Linked DNA regions of Homo sapiens: region 1 is linked to region 2. A link is a loop called in an ENCODE intact Hi-C map of the cell type or tissue named here. Cell type or tissue: GM12878. All regions are shown on one strand. Links, peaks and the distances in the headings refer to the core of each region. The heading gives the core; the rest is flanking DNA.

Region 1 (5,387 bases), core at 277-5,276, 110 kb after region 2:
CATCATTTTGCTACTCTTAAAATTGTAGAATTACTTTTTTTGAACTGTGTTTTTACATTATATCCCAGCCCACACTGATAAATGTTAGAAGAAATATAACTTACAAACTTACCATTTTTATTATAGACATGATATAATTGATGATGAAACTTATGCCCTCAATATCAGTTCATCTGTGAAGACAGAAACATCTTTTTTTTTTTTTTTGAGATGGAGTCTTGCTCTGTCACCCAGGCCGGAGTGCAGTGGTGCAATCTCGGCTCACTGCAACCTCTGCCTCCCAGGTTCAAGCGATTCTCCTGCCTCAGCCTCCCGAGTAGCTCGGATTGCAGGCATCTGCCACCATGCCCAGCTAATTTTTGTGCTTTTAGTAGAGGTGAGGTTTCACCATGTTCGCTAGGCTGGTCTCCAACTCCTGACCTGATGTGATCCACCCACCTCAGCCTCCCAAAGTGCTGGGATTACAGGTGTGAGCCACTGTGCCCAGCCAGAAACATCTTTAAGTTGCCAAAATAGAGGGAATTTAATGCAGGGCAATGGTTATATGGATGATGGGAACATTGAGAAGTCAAATGAGACAATGAAGCAAATGAGAAAATAGTGACAGACTAGTTAACACGCCTAGGCTGGAGGGAAAATATAAGAAGATGGAGTTTCTGAAGCCAGAGGGTCAGAGGTCCCTGGAAAAAGGAGGCTGTGCCTGTGCACTGAGAGTGAGAGCCAGACCCAGGAAGGAGACACAGCAGCTTCTAGAGACTTTACATTAGACAGCGAGGCTGAAGGAGAAATAGCCTGGCTACTCCCTTCCAATAATTCAATCAGCACTTCCCATTGCCTATACCCAGCCAGAAGTCAACTATTAGGGAACCCTGGAAAAAAGTAGCTTTCATATCAGCACCCTGAAGCATTGAGCAGAGCAAAAGAGGCATGAGGAATAGATCTGAAGGCAAGCTGACCCAGGACTGCCACATCATTCCATGAGGAAGCATGAGTGCAAATTGTACTCATTCCTCAGGATGGGAAATAGATTTGACTCTTCGCAGCAATTGATTTGTTTATATGTAACAGGCTCTAAATTATGCCACCAATCAGGATTCTCTCCTTGTGTTGGATTCTGAAGAACATAAAGTCAATTTTGTGTCTTTCTTTTGGGATCATACACAAGAGACTGACGGAATATATATTGAATTTCACTATTATTCACATTTTAATTCCCTAAATGTTGCTAGTTAGTTGGCTAGGTGCTTCAGCTAGAACTGTGGGTTGGTAACACGTGTAGTCCTTGGTTGCAATGGCTAAGAAGAAATGGCTACAGTGATTCCTGGGGCTGTCATTCTGACCACTTTATTGCTCTTATTGATGAGGCTGTTGAAGGGACAAGTCAAAAATAGTCACATACTAAGTAAGTTTGTGTTACAAGTCTGGGTTTCTGACTCCAAAACCTATAGTCTTTTAACTTCGTTGATGTTTTAATAATTCCTTTCTACTTTTTCTCCAGTCCTTTGCTTATGAGTTTCTTCCTCTGAAAAAGTTGTTGCCTTACCTCTGTCAGAGCTCTTAAAACACTGTATTGTAATAGGCCATTCACCTTGATTTTTCTTTTGCTCTTTTTCTTAGGTATTTTGAGGGTAGGTTCAGTGCTATATATATCTTCATTTTTAGCATCTACCATAGTGCTTAATACAAACAACACGCTTAACAGACACAAACTGACTGAATAAAGGGAATTAATGGTAAATAAAATGAGTACCTTGGTTAGGTAATTTCAGTTTCCTTATTGGTGAGATAAATTATATATTTAATATTTTGACAATTGGCATTGATTTAAAAGTGGATATTAACAAAATTCAAAGTAACTTTGACCATTTAGAGAAAAGTGATGTCACATACACACAAATAATTAAGGCTAGTTAAAGAATGCAAACTTTTCAAAGCAATCAAGTCAAGAAATAGAAGTTACAAGCAAAACACAAGTTGTGCGAATCCAAGTTGTGATGATATGTAAAATAAACGGGTCCATTGTGCAATGTTCTATGATCAGACATTAGTCACTTAATAATTTCTTGTCCAAATTTTTAAATCTGGCACATACCTGTTCTTTGGTTGAAACTGTACGGTGCTTTGAATAAGACTCTTCATAATTTCAAGTACAAAGATAATAAAGAGACTAAATTCCCTCTACATAAAAATTGCAAAGGACCAGCTGTAATTTTAGTGCACAGAAGGGCCATAAATGGATAGAATTTGCTTTGTGCTTTACTAGACTCCTGGGAGGAATCAGGAGCTTCATTTAGGTCTTGGTACTATTTGTGAAACTGGAAACATGTGCATCTTGGAAAACACTCAAGAATTTCCTGACCTCATAAGAAAAGGCTGGAAATCTAGTTGCTGAGAAAGGTTGATCTCACAATTGAACTCTAACTGGATATTCACAAATTTGTAAAAATTTGGCTGTGACAACACTGAGAGATGAAATTTCAAGCTAGTGTTAAAAGAGCACAGCTCTGCTGAGTGGCTTCTTTAACAATGCAGGGCATGAGAATATGGGTGAGGCAATGCTAAGGCTCATGTCTTACTTTCTCTTTGAATAGAATAAAACATGTGATAGGTTTTCAATAGTGACATTTCTATATTGAAAGAAAGAGAAATACTACTTTGGATGATGGGATTGGAGAACTGGAGGAAAGAATAGTAACAGTGATGCTGCGAAGCACTCACGCTATTTTGTGGTATGATAGCTGGACCAAAGACCTTGACTTCAATGTAAACACAAGAGATGCAATTTTTGAGGCTTAAGTTATTTAAAATATGAATACCCATTGGCATACTGTTTTGGTTTGTATGTTTGAGTTCTCAAGCTGATCATTCAGTTCATTCATTTATTTGTCAATTTATTCATTCTCATTCTTTCAACAGTCAATTGTTGAGTTCCTTTTCTTTTTAGACACAAGAAATATATTGACATCATGCTTCAGGAGTTCATAGTGTGGTAAAGGAGACAGACAACTAAAATAATGCACATTGAAATTGCTAAAATAGGACTAAAACTGCTTTGAATACAGGAAGGAGAAAATGATACATTTTGTGAAGCAAATTTTAGAAAGCAAAAAGGGGCTTTCCGCAAGTGGCTTAAATGGTGAGTATTTTTCCTCCAGGTATTGAAAGAAGAAAGACCTGATAGCCAAGAAGAAAGTATGTGTTACACTGTAGTTTAATAATAATCAGTATTTGTTTTAGATTTCAGATTCTTAGCAATTATTAACTTTGAAGACACTGAGTCACATAGGCTGATTGTAATTTATTGCCTCTTTTGCTCCACTGTAATTCTCTCCCTAACCACGTGAGGAACGCTCTCTGCCATGCAGGATCTTATAGCACTTGCAGACTCTTCAATAGTGAGGATCCCGCTTCTATCCTATCTTGTCTCATAATACTGTACTGACACTGTATTAAATTATGAGTTCCTGTGTTATCTTTTTCCCCACTGCCATCCACAGATGGTGCATGGTACATAGTTTGCTGAGTAAAATAGTCTCGCTGTAACTTCATAGGAAATGCCAAAGATAGGAGTTGGAATACAGAGATCAGTGTGACTTTTGTGTGCTTTTGTCTATAGTACTTTGGTCTAAAAAGAAAAAATTCAGGGTGGGCTCAGTGTCTCATGCCTGTAATACCAGCACTTTGGGAAGCCAAGGTGGGAGGATCACCTGAGGTCAGGAGTTCGAGACCAGCCTGGCCAACATGGTGAAACACCGTCTCTATTAAAATTACAAAAAGTAGCCAGGTGTGGTGGCATGCACCTGTAGTCACAGCTACTCAGGAGGCTGAGGCAGCAGAATTGCTTGAACTCAGGAGGCGGAGGTTGCACAGAGCCAAGATGACATGACTGCACTCCAGCCTGGGCAACAAAGAGACTCCATCTTCAAAAAAAAAAAAAAAAAAAAAAAAATTGAGCCCGATAGTAATAATATCTAGTGTGTCATGCAAACTTGTAATTGTCAAATCATACAGATTCACACAGCAGTGATTCTAGAGCAAGACTGTCTAAATTTAAATTTGTAAACAGATGTTGAGTTCAACTGTTAAACTAATGTTATATATATTTTTCATTATTATACTTTCATTGCTGAATCTTTCAGTGTTGAGACTCCATTTTTTTAAGCAAATGAAATTTTCTTTATTGTTTCATTACTGCCTTTACTGCAGCTATTTTTTTCCCCTAAAAATCCGGGTATTTACAGTTTTGTTTTTCATGGTTTAACTCTTGGAACTCATATCTTTTCCTTGATGTCCATCTCTTGTTATCTTTGCTTGGTGCTTTCAGACATTCCTTCCATTTAATATGCTGGACTGCTAATATGATTCCTTATCATGATAATCTTTCATTTTCAGAATCTTCTGGTTTCTGATTTTTCTTTTTACTTCCAAACACACTTTTTTGTATGGAACTTCTGCCTCACAGAGACTCACAAAATGTTCCATATGAACAATGATAACAACAAAATATGAAATTTGACCTCTTCTCACTCCATATAAAAGGACAAACTCCAGAAGATCCTAGGAATGAAATGTCAATAACAAAACTTAAGATTTTTAGTAGAGGCCGGGTGTGGTGGCTCATGCCTGTAATCTCAGCACTTTGGGAGACCGAGGCGGGTGGATAACCTGAGGTCAGGAGTTTGAGACCAGCCTGGCTCACCTGATGAAACCCCGTCTCTATTGAAAATACAAAAAAATTAGCTGGGTGTGGTGGTGGGCGCCTGTAATTCCAGCTACTCCGGAGGCTGAGGCAGGAGAATCACTCGAACTCACCTAGGAGGTGGAGGTTGCAGTGAGCCCAGATTGTGCCACTGCACTCCAGCCTGGGCAACAGAGCAAGACTCTGTCTAAAACAAAAACAAAAACAAAAACAAACAAAAAAAAGAACAGTAACAACAACAAAAAGACTTTTAGTCAAATATTAAAGGTGAAAGTCTTGGGAAAGGTAGGATTTCTTAAATAAGACATAAAAAAACTAAGTATAAAATAGAAGATTGATAAATATGGTTATGTTGGAATTTGACCTGTAAAATAAACCTTAAAGAAATTAAAGATAATCTACAGATGGGGAGAAGTCATTTTATTTTATTTTTTTAAATTGTTGTGGGTACATAGTCGGTATATATATTTACGGGGGGTACACGAGGTGTTTTGATACAGGCATGCAATGTGAAACAAGCATATCATGGAGAATGGGGTATCCATTGTAGCACCTCCCACTTTGCTCTCATGTGAAGATGTGCTTACTTCCCCTTCCCCTTCTGCCATGATTGTAAGTTTCCTGAGGCCTCTTCAGAAGCAGAAGCCTGTATAGCTCACAGAACTGTGAGCTGATTAAACATCTTTTC
Region 2 (5,387 bases), core at 162-5,161:
AAAAGTGAAACTCTGTCTCAAAAAAAAAAAAAAATTATTTAAAAATATATGCACACATCAATTAGATTAATTTCTATATGCTTGGAGAAATTTATTTCTTAATTTGGTATTAAGATCTCTATTTTTATTACCCCTGTGAAACACACTTCAGTTGTCATCTTATTAAAATCTGAACCTGTAATCCAAACACTTTGGGAGGCCGAGGCAGGTGGATCATCTGAGGTCAGGAGTTTGAGACCAGCCTGGCCAACATGGCGAAACCCTGTCTCTACTAAAAATACAAAAATTAGCCGGGTGTGGTGGTGGGTGCATGTAATGCCAGCTACTTGGAAGGCTGAAATGGGAGAATAACCTGGAAGGTGAAGTTTACAGTGAGCCGAGATCACACCACTGCACTCCAGCCTGGGTGACAGAGTGAGACTCCATCTCAAAAAAAGAAAAAAAAATCTGAACCTACAGCAATTAGGAACTCAAGAATTGATGTCATCATCATTATCTTTATTATGATAATCCCAAAACATTTTATAAAATGATATAATTATTTATTCACTCTATTAAAGAAACCTTGAGTTATCATGGAAAACAGAATGACAGTGCCTTTTAAAAAGCAAAAGTAACTAATTAAATTATTGAATAGAGTAAGCACAGTGAAATGAGAGGAAACAAATGGGTTTTAAATTTTTATTAAGCTGTATTAAAATTCTACCTCAGTGACATTGAGCAAATTCTTAATCTCCATAAATATCAATTCCCTCATCTCCAGTCATCCTCATTAGGATAGTGGTATCTCTGCCTGTCATTTCCCTCATCTGTATAATGACGGTATCTAAACTTACATTTTATGCCCCATCCATAATATTCAAAACATCCCAGTTGTAGTGCTAGACAATTCTAGACATAATATATCTTTCAAATAGTTTAATAATCTTCACAATGCTATGAAATAACTGCCATGGCAGAGACTGACTAGCTATTAATGAAATTCATCTCCTATCTTTCCTAAACACAGAGATGGAACATATTTCCCACCCATTCCCCTCTTTTACTTAAGTGTGGCAATCATAGCTGGACCTAAATTCTGGTGAGAGGAACGTGGCTAAAACTAGTATGTATCACTTCCACACTGGCCCCTAAAGGCTTTTCATTATTTTGCAATTTTCCCTTATCTTGTCTTGACTAATGGCTGGATACCAACTCCCAGTGCAACCTGGGAAACAATATGAGCTTCAGTTGATGAATCGCATGGTGGAAGAAGCCAGCACCTGGACTAGAGCTAACCTGACACTCAGTAACATTCTGTTTGGAATTTATATTACTGAGAAATACTCTTCTATAGGATTTGAAACATCCTGCATTTGGGGATGTTTGTTACAACTGTCAGTATTACTTTCACCAATTCGGGTGCTATTATTTTTATTTTGAATTGAGAAAATTGAGGAACTTTGAGTTTAATAAATAATTCACAATCACAAATCTGGTAAAGAGTTGCTCCAGAATACTAACCTAAATAATGTGACTCTAGAACCAGCACCTACATATTTAGTTTGGTGATTTATAAAAGATAACCATTATTATTAATCAAATAGGGCATGCATTCTCAACTAGGATAATAGCATGTTCAAGAGGTGAAAACTGGTTTATGGGGAAGGGGTAAATTAGGAGATATTACAGTGTTTTTGGACTTCTCAAGGGCTGCAGTACATAAGCAGATATGGAGTATATCTGCAATAGTAATAAAATTTTATGGGAGAGGGAGTAATTAGGAAAAAAAAATATCTAGAAAGGCACCTTAGGGGACAATAATGAATAAAAGGTTGAGACCTACTGAAACAGGCGATGGAGATTAACAATTGTCACATCATATGAAGTACAAAGCCATCATTTTATTTTATAATTACAGAATTTATTGGATATGCTACTTTTCAAAAGTTTAAAAATAATTCAAAAAAATAAATAGCATATTGTCTGGCTTATAATAAATGCCACTGAAAACTAAAGAAATTCATGTTCATACCAAAAAAAAACATGTCCAAGTCTACATAAAATGAAAGAATGAGAAAGAAGAACCCATAGCATTCTGGTGTATTTGCATATAACCCCTTTATTGCAACTGGATAAAATTAGTTATTTAAAAGTTATTAAAAAGACACTCACCTTCAAAATACATTCCAATTCTAAAAACTTGATTCTATAAATCTACTGCAAGCATATGATTTCTGTTATTTTTTCAAAGAGCATGTCCATATTTAGCAGCATATTTTATAATAAAAGTTTTATCTTATTTTGGAAGAAGGAAAAATACTTAATCTTTGCTCAGTTTATCTTTATTTTTTATAGTGACTATCAAGAAATGTCTCAATGCTTTTTTCTCTTGGTTTGGTGGGGAGAGAAGAGTGTTAGTTTTTCACTTCTAAAAACTGACACCCAATAGCTAAGAACTGAATTTAAGATGTTAGAATTGTGGGCAAATGGCAGTTTCCATCTAGCATTTATCTCTTTTCTTGCTGGGTCCTGCTCATGGCCAGTTTCATTTTACAGTCCTTGCAATTCTTTCCTCCCATCACTCGATCAAGAATGAAAACTGTTAGGTAACCTAAATCATACCCAGGGGCATAAATGCACGCCACAAGAGTAGGCCTAAACTGGACTTTCCCCAGAATTTAGACAGAGAAGTGACAGATGTTATATTCACAGAGAATCACAGTGAGTCTCAGTGTGATGTGAACTTCTAAATCTAGTAAGTTTCAGGTTTAGTAACGGACTCCTTTCTTTCTCTAGAAACTCATTTCCAAAAAAAGGAATATAAAAGTGGCTATAAAACAGAATAAAGGACTTCTGGTTTTAACTCTAATATGCCAAGAGCTTGCAAGTTGCTCCATCCTTAAAATAAGAAAAAGTTGAACAAACTAAAAACCATGAACTTTTCTTGAACCTATCAGAGAACTGAAGTCACTAGGCAAACCATCACCCTTAAATCTGGAGACAAGAGAAACACAACAGAAGTCTCACTTGAAACAGAAGCCACTGGAACCATAAATTGATGAGGACACCACAAAATGGTAATGTTGATAAAGTACTGGAGGTTAAGGATGGACTAGCTTGGAAACTAACTAGAAACCAAATACAAGAAAGTCTTGGAGGCCATAGTCTTGGGGAGGCCTTTACATTTTTGTTTGCTTTACTTTCAGAATCCCCACGATGTTCTCATGAAGACACACACCAAAAAAAAAAAAAAAAAAAATCCCTTCATAACTCTGGCAGAAGAAATGAAGAAATAATCATTGTGAAATACACTCAGGTCTGTTCTCCAAGGAAAATCACTTTCCCCCACCTTTATTGGGATATTCCTCCTCCCAACTGGAGGAAGAAAACTGTTCCCATTTCAACCCCTTCCAGCATTCCTGTCACAACAAAAAATGTGGAACCTACAGAATGAGAGAAAATTTCTGCAGTCTATCCATCTGACAAAGGTCTAATATTCAGCATCTATAAGGAACTTAAATTTACAAGAAAAAAAAAACAACCCCATTACAAAGTAGGTGAAGGACATGAACCCTTTACATGAACAGACATACTCGCAGCCAATAAATATATGAAAAACAGCTCAACATCAGTGAGCATTACAGAAATGTAAATCAAAACCACAATGAGATACCATCTCACACCAGTCAGAATGGCTATTAGTAAAAAGTCAAAAAACAACAGATGCTGGTGAGGTTGTGAGAAAAAGGAAAACTCTTACACTGTTGGTGGGAGTGTAAATTAGTTCAATTAATCTGGAAGACAGTGTGGCAATTCCTCAAAGACCTAGGGGCAGAAATACTATTCAACCCAGCAATCCCATTACTGGGTATATACACACAAAAATAGAAATAATCCTATTATAAAGACATGTGCATGCATATGTTCACTGCAGCACTATTCACAATAACAAAGACATGAACTCAACCTAAGTGCTTATCTTCAAGGAGAACTATAAATCACTGCTCAAAAAAAATCACAGATAACACAAGCAAATGGAAAAACATTATTCCATGCTCATGGATAGGAAGAGTTGATATTGTGAAAATGGCCATAGTCCCCAAAACAATTTACAGATTCATTCAATGCTATCCCCATTAAACTACCATGACATTTTTCACAGAATTAGAAAAAACTATCTTAAAATTCATGTGGAAACAAAAAAGAGCCTGAATAGCCAAGGCAATCATAAGCAAAAAGAACAAAGCTGGAAGCATCACACTATGCAATCTCAAACTATACTATAGGGCTATAGTAACCAAAACAGGGCTACAGTAATCTAGGGTAATAGTGGATCTTTTGAGCAGTGGCTTGTAGTTCTCCTTGAGGACATCCCTCCTTCACTTTCTTTGTTACCTGTATTCCTGGGCATTTTTTTTGCGGGGGGGGCAATCGTGAATGGGAGTTCATTTGTGATTTGGCTTGCCAAGATGGATGAACAGACACATTGACCAATGAAACAGAACAGAGAACCCAGAAATAAGACCACTCATCTACAACCATCTGATCTTTAACAAGTCTGACAAAAACAAGCAATGGGAAAAGGATTCCCTATTTAATAAATGGTGCTGGGAAAACTGGCTAGCCATATGCAGAAAATTGATACTGGATCCCTTCCTTACACCATCAACAAAAATCAACTCAAGATGGATAAAAGACTTAAATGTAAAACCAAAAACTATATAAACCCTAGAAGAAAATCTAGGAGATACCATTCAGAACATAGGCACAGGTAAAGATTTCATGACAAAAACATCAAAAGCCATTGCAACAAAAGCAAAAATTGACAAATGGAATCTAATTAACCTAAAGAGCTCCTGCATAGCAAAATAAACTACCAACGGAGTGAAAAGACAACCATCAAGAGTGGATAAAGAAAATGTAGTACATATACACTATGGAATACTATGCAGCCATAAAAAGGAATGAGATCATATCTTTTGCAGGGACATGGATGGAGCTGGAGGACATTATACTTAGCAAACTAACACAGGAACAGAAAAGTGGTAACTAAATTATGAGAACACATGGATACATTGTGGAGAACAACACACACACTGGGACGTGTTGGAGGGCAGGGGGTGGGAAGAGGGGCAGGATCAGGAAGAAGAGCCAATGGAAGATGGGCTTAATACCTGGGTGATGGGATGATCTGTGCAGCAAACCACCATGGCACACATTTACCTATGTAACAAATCTGCACATCCTGCACATGTACCCCTGAACTTAAAAGTTGGAAAAGAAAAAAAAAAAAAAAAACAGCTGGACATGGTGGCTCACGCCTGTAATCCCAGCAATTTGGGAGGCCGAGGTGGATGGATCACCTGATGTCAGGAGTTCAAGACCAGCCTGCCCAACATGGTGAA

Evidence for each region. Hi-C counts contacts between places; a loop is a spot of excess contacts. Peaks named below come from ENCODE experiments on the same cell type or tissue, not always from the same donor. Only the 100,000 strongest peaks of a DNase experiment are listed, where the experiment ranks them.
Region 1: it touches region 2 in a loop (2.0-fold over the local background); 1 of 110 quality-filtered maps calls a loop at or near these places.

What each region holds. Positions count from the first base shown.
Region 1 is chr2:213,625,204-213,630,590 of GRCh38, reverse strand. The region is part of intron 10 of SPAG16 (sperm associated antigen 16); the gene reads right to left. Among named protein-coding and RNA genes, the nearest start is that of MIR4438, 130 kb to the left of the region's middle. In GM12878, for the core only: no CTCF peak of the experiment used is centred there; DNase peaks (open chromatin) are centred at 2,291, 2,650 and 3,080; H3K27ac peaks cover 1,347 bases.
Region 2 is chr2:213,731,354-213,736,740 of GRCh38, reverse strand. All of the region lies in intron 10 of SPAG16 (sperm associated antigen 16), which reads right to left. Among named protein-coding and RNA genes, the nearest start is that of MIR4438, 24 kb to the left of the region's middle. RefSeq lists an enhancer at 2,403-2,542. In GM12878, for the core only: no CTCF peak of the experiment used is centred there; a DNase peak (open chromatin) is centred at 2,690; H3K27ac peaks cover 1,699 bases.